Linked DNA regions of Homo sapiens: region 2 is linked to region 1. A link is a loop called in an ENCODE intact Hi-C map of the cell type or tissue named here. Cell type or tissue: breast epithelium. All regions are shown on one strand. Each heading gives the region's core, and the rest is flanking DNA. Links, peaks and the distances in the headings are about the cores only.

Region 1 (2,917 bases), core at 123-2,622:
AAGTTGTTTCTTTTTTCATCTGCCATCCTGCAAACTGAATAATTTCTGTCTAGTAATTGGTTTCTTTATCTCTTTGGTTAAGCACAGTTTCATCATCACCTGCTCCAGCTACTTGTACTCTTCCTCCGACACACCTAGATCCTTAAGGTCTCTACACTGGTGGTTTCCTCTGCCAGGAATGCTGTTCCCCTAGATTACATGACTCACTCCTTGTCAGTCAAGTCCTAAATCTTGTGTCACTCCCTAATAGAGGCCACCTAGCCCAGTCACTCTCCCTTTATACCCAGTTTTATTTTCTTCAAAGAACTTCTCTCTAGCTGAAAGAATCATGTCATTAATCTGGGTGATTATTTATTATTGTTTTTACCGCTAGAATATAAACTCCTTGAGATCAAGTAACTGGTCTGTTTTATTCACCTCTGTATTCCTTGTATACAAAACTTAGCAGCTAGCACATAAAAGGTATTCAACAAATATCTGTTGAGTTGTAGAATGAATGGCCTATCTTCTTCATTTCTACTGTCAGTGGTCTATCACAATCTTTCATCTGACTTATTGTTCTTTTCTCCTTAGTAATAAATATCAGTTTCTTCTATTTATTGTTATCAGTATTTTCTTACACATACAGTAAGTCTGCTTATTTTACATCCCACTTTAAAGACTTCTACTCACTTGCTGTTGCCTGAAAAAAAAAAAAGAGAAAACTCTTTAGGTAGCATACAGGGGCCTTTGTGATCTGGGCCCTGCTCACCTTTTGAGGCTGCCATTCAATGACTGCGCCCCAACATGACACCCAGGGACCCTATGATTGAGTGAAACTGAACATCTTTCCAGCCAATTAATAAACTAAAAGTTGTTAATTCGCCCCCAAGTAACAGAGATTACATTTTTCCACTAATATATAATAGCTTCCTAACTCTTTTGTGCAGCTATTCAAGCCCTTCTTCACTCTCCACAAAACCCCAGACCTTCCATTGAACCTCAGCCTCTCTCAGAGTATTCCACTTCTTCCAAGAATTTCCATCCCAGTTTTTATCCTAACGTTCTAGAATTTAAAGCCCTTAATTCAGAGCTTCTTACCATGCTAATCCAATCTGCTTCTTTGCTGAGTTAATTTTGATTAAAAATCCAACCCACAAATTAATAATAAACAACATGAGTGACCTGGTTCCTAATGGTACCATCTTAGACTGAAAGAGTCAATGTGGCTTGCAAATTGACTACAGGGGAGCAGCTATGAGCTTGCAGTCCTGTTCACATGGACATTAGGGATTCTGGCAAGTATTTGTAGCTACAAATAAATGAGTTTCCTGCTAAGTGAGCCATCTGGGATCGCCCCCAGGAAGCTTCTCAAAGTCAAGAAAGTCTCTTGATGAAACAGCCTCTGCATCCCTAACACCAGCTGCCAGGTTCCCACCAGGTGATCTCCAAGTGTACCCCAAATAATGCACACCACAATCTGACAAGCTTCAGTGTCCGAACAATCCACTTTCCCTTAAAAACCTCCTTTTTTTTTCTTGTCCAACACAGCTTCTAACTTCTTTCTAACACTGATATTTCCATGGCAACAAATCCTTCATTGTTCCTTAGGTAATGCTTCCCCAAACTTGTTTGTTTAGCTGTGGCTCTTTTCCCTCCTACTCATATCTAAAATACTAAGAAAATATATTAAGTAACATAACCCAAATGCCTGATGATTCTTAATTGTTTCAATGCCAATTTCCACCATTTCTTTTAAGATGTGTTTCTTCTGGTATAGTGAAATGAAAACCAAGTTCCTGGAAATTCTGAGGACTTGGTAGCACTGCAATCTTATCTTCTCTGCAGTTTCTACATACTGATTTTGGACCTCAGGTTGATCGTCTGTATTAAGAAAGACATTTGGATTTTTCTGGATTTCCACACATAGACCGAATTCCCACAATTAAAGGACTATCAAGAATCACTAGATCCATCCAGATAAGTGACACAGGATACTTACCTCATTCTTGAATTTCTCTGTACTTTTGGAAACAGAGTAATATTTGACTTATGTAATATTCCTTCAGGAAATAATATAACAGAACACTACCTTAGACCAAAACAACAACAATAACTTTTTTTAAACCTGTACTATGGAAAAAATCCTGAACATTACTGGCAGTTTATTCTTTAGTTAGATGCAAAATATATGCACAGTAATGCTAAGATATTTTAGCTTCTGCAATTTCCACTGAGGAAAGAGATGTTAGTACTACTCACTGCATCTGGTGGTTAATTTTGTATCAATTTGGCTGGATTAAGGGATACCCAGATGACTGGTAAAACATACCTGGGTATGTCTGTGAGGATGTTTCCAGAAGAGAAAAGCATCTGAGTTGACACATTAAATGAAGAAGATCCCCCTCAAATATGTGGAAGGACAGCATTTAATCTGTCAGATGACCAGATAAAACAAAAAGGTGAAGGAAGGACAAATTCACCCTCTCTCTGGAGCTGAACCATCCATCTTCTTCTGCCCTCAGACATCAGAACTCAAGGTTCTTGGGTCTTTGGACTCTGAGACCTACCCCAGAGCTTCAGGTCTCAGGCCTTTGGCCTTGGACTGAGAATTACATCATCAGTTCCCCTAGTTCCATGCCTCTGGACTCAGACTGAATTACATTAGCTTCCCTGGTTCTCCAGTTTGTAGCCAGCATATCATGGGACTTCCTGGCCTCCATAATCATGCAAGCCAATTTCCAATAGATCCCATCTTATATATTTCTCTCTATATGTATTCTATCGGTTCTCTTCCTCTGGAGAACCCTGACCAATAAACACAGAATCTCATTGGTATGTTTTGTGAAAATTGGTTGTGCTATCAAACATCTTAGCAGAGCATAGTTCATAAACTGTGTCAGAGAAACATTTGATTACAGAGATACAGAATATTAGT
Region 2 (2,917 bases), core at 181-2,680, 64 kb after region 1:
AGTCTTTTAACTGCTGGCCCAATGATCAGAGACAAAATGTTGGAGTGAAGAAGGGTAACAGACTTGCTCTATTTCTTCCCTCAATTATACATTTTTAGGTAAAAGGGATTGATTAGAAGAGTTGAACATTTACAGTGTTATCTGTATTGACTTGGATAATTTAGGGCCTAAAATTGAAAGTCATGGAAAGATCTGAATTGTATTAGAAAACTTGGCTGACTAATATTTATATTGCAGCCACTATTCCTTCTTCCACATTTCTCCTCATTCTTGATAATTCTCTTGCTCTGGAATCTGCTTGTTTTAGGCATTCGGGTCCCTTAGCAAATTTTGTCATGAGCCAAAATCCCTGCAGCTTTTCCCCCTTGGTTGCCTTCCCCCTGGCTAGCGTGTCTCATCTTCTTATCAAATTCCCAGACAAATGCACAGCTAGCTCAGCTCTTGTTTCACTGGGACTTAAGAAAACTGTTTCCTTCACAAGAGAAACTTTTTAGCTAATTCCAGAAAAGCCCCTACCCCATCACAAACTAACTCCCCAAGTAGTCAGGGCTGTCACATCTTTTTGTCTGCCAAAGGCAGAGAAGAGAGAACGTGAGGGTCCACCTATCTCTCAGTCACAGAGGATGAATGATCTACGCCAGCCTCTCTCCTGCCAAAAATAAATCAGTCACTCCCCACTTGGGTGTCACTGAGTTGCCATTTCTGCCTGCCATGAGAAAGGGTTCTGCGTCAGTACCAGGAAGACTCAGACTTGTGAGTTGGGAGACAGTGTGCCCTAGCAGAACAAGCACACAGGCTTGGAAACCTGTCAGTAATGGTGTCCACTCGCAGAGGTGCTGAGGGAAACAGGAGACATGATCTACAGGAAATGCTCTTCACTGTTCTGGTCTCAATAGAAGGGGGCTGGGATTGGCCTGAATTCTAACCCACCATTTAATAACTTTGAGACCTGAGCATGTCACTTCATTTTTCTGATCTTCAGTGTCTTCAGATTGTTCAGTTCAACAGTTAAACATCCAACTGAAGGCCAGAGTTAATTCAACAAATATTCATGAGGTTCCTATGATAAGCAAGACCTATGTTTGCTCCCATCAATACAGCAGTGAGTAAATTGCACCCTCTAGGCTCCAATAGAGATTATGGTCTAGAGACAGGCATCTATAAAAAGGAGGGCTAAATGCTTGACTGTGGGGTTATTTTGAGAACTGGATGAGAGAAGGGAAAAACAGTACATAGGCACTCAATGTACATTGTCCCTGTGTTTAATCTTCAGAAATTTGCATATATAACAATCAGGTCAATTTCAATAGCTTCAGTAGAGTCTTACCTGAAAGCTTAGTGAGCTCTCCTTATGAGGACCCTCTCATTTAAGAGGGACCCTCTCTTCATAAATTGTACAACATTAAAAACTCACCTGAACTTCTGGACTATGCTTATCCAAGTTGACAAATATGGGAACACCTAATTATCGCATGGTACTCTCCATTTTCCCTTTTGCATATCGAATCCTTTTGAAATTTGACAAGTAGCTTGGGCTGTTCAGAGGGAAGAAGCTATCAAAGTCCAAAGCAATATTCTGGCAGCTAAAATAGGCTGCAGTGACCTCACAATGGCGTTTTAGCAATGGCCCTGCAGGAGGCATTCAGTAATGGGCTACTTGGGCTAGACCCTCTCAGCTAAAGGCTAGGCCTAGTCTAGTAAAAAATGCAAAAGGAAATAGAGGCAATTTTCCAAGTAATTCAGGAGAAAAGCACTTTCATCTCAACTCTCAAGGTACAGTAATTGGCACAAACCTTTGGGCCCTGGCAGTGGAGACCAGGCCATTGGAACCAAGGTGGAGTCAGTCATGCAGGAAACGTGGAGTGCGGGCTGGGAGTGGAAAGGAAATCATGAGGAGGAAGGCACATTCTTGTTTCTCCTAAGATCTGGATGGGGCTCCACCCACTGCATGGATTTGCCCCTCTTCCAGTTGCATATGACCAACTCAACGCTCCAGTTTTGCTGAAAGAACATATCTAGTTATTTTAATTCATACAGCATCTTTCCAGTCATTACTTTCTTCACTTTAAAGTCAGCAATGGAGTTATTTCTGAACCTAGAGAGCAGTGAGCATGCAAAGTCAGAGAGGAGGGCAAACAACTCACAGCAATCATAATAAAAACTCTGCAGGAAAACGGCATCCTCCCCGGGCTGCCAACCAGAATTACATCAAACAATTTTAAAGGAACTAGGAATTTATTGTCATCAGTCTTCCCTCCCTGTGTGTCTCTGGCAAGATGTTTACTTATGGCTCAGCCTGAGTAATTGCACCAATTCATTAAAAATGAATAAATAAAACCCCTCCTTGGTGACTGCTTTATCATTCTGAAACCCAGCCTCCAGGAATAATTTTGCCAAGTTGAACACGGGCAGAAAAGGGAGGTGCTGATACAGTGCCCAGCTCCTGGCTCTGTCTTTTCTGGGATATACACACTCAGTCACTTCAGATAAATCATAAGGAATTGTACTTTAACCAGTGAGTAGCATGTTGTATGGGGAAAAGTATGGATTTTGGACACAAAGAGAAGGATGCTAAAAAAAATGACTTCAATTACTGTGTGATTTTTGATAAATTATCCAACCTCTCTGAATTTGAGTTTCTTTACCTACATAATGGCTGTTGATGAGTATTACTTAGTTAACACAAGGGAAGCACCTATCACAGGGCTAGAGAAAATATTTGTTCTTAGTAAATGTACCTTCCTTCACATTAGTAAATATATCTCTTTCCCTTTCCTCTTGTTTTCTAGGGCTTGCTACGTAGGCCAGAACTACACCAACACGCTTTGATGCTGAAGCAGAATTTGGTACAAGGTGGCTGTAAGTCAGATCTCCTGCTAATTGTGTGAAACTGTTTATGTTGATTCATCTAAGCAGC

Evidence for each region. A loop is a pair of places that touch in the nucleus more often than their neighbours do. Peaks named below come from ENCODE experiments on the same cell type or tissue, not always from the same donor. Only the 100,000 strongest peaks of a DNase experiment are listed, where the experiment ranks them.
Region 2: a loop joins it to region 1, with 19 times the contacts of the local background. A loop is called at or near these places in 5 of 110 quality-filtered maps.

Annotation. Positions count from the first base shown.
Region 1 is chr13:34,063,382-34,066,298 of GRCh38, reverse strand. The region is part of intron 1 of LOC124903153 (a long non-coding RNA gene); the gene reads right to left. Among named protein-coding and RNA genes, the nearest start is that of RFC3, 250 kb to the right of the region's middle. In breast epithelium, for the core only: no CTCF peak of the experiment used is centred there; no DNase peak of the experiment used is centred there.
Region 2 is chr13:33,999,363-34,002,279 of GRCh38, reverse strand. It overlaps LOC105370156 (a long non-coding RNA gene), which reads left to right and starts at 1,623. Exons shown (of 4, transcript XR_007063753.1): 1 at 1,623-1,773; 2 at 2,790-2,917. In breast epithelium, for the core only: no CTCF peak of the experiment used is centred there; no DNase peak of the experiment used is centred there.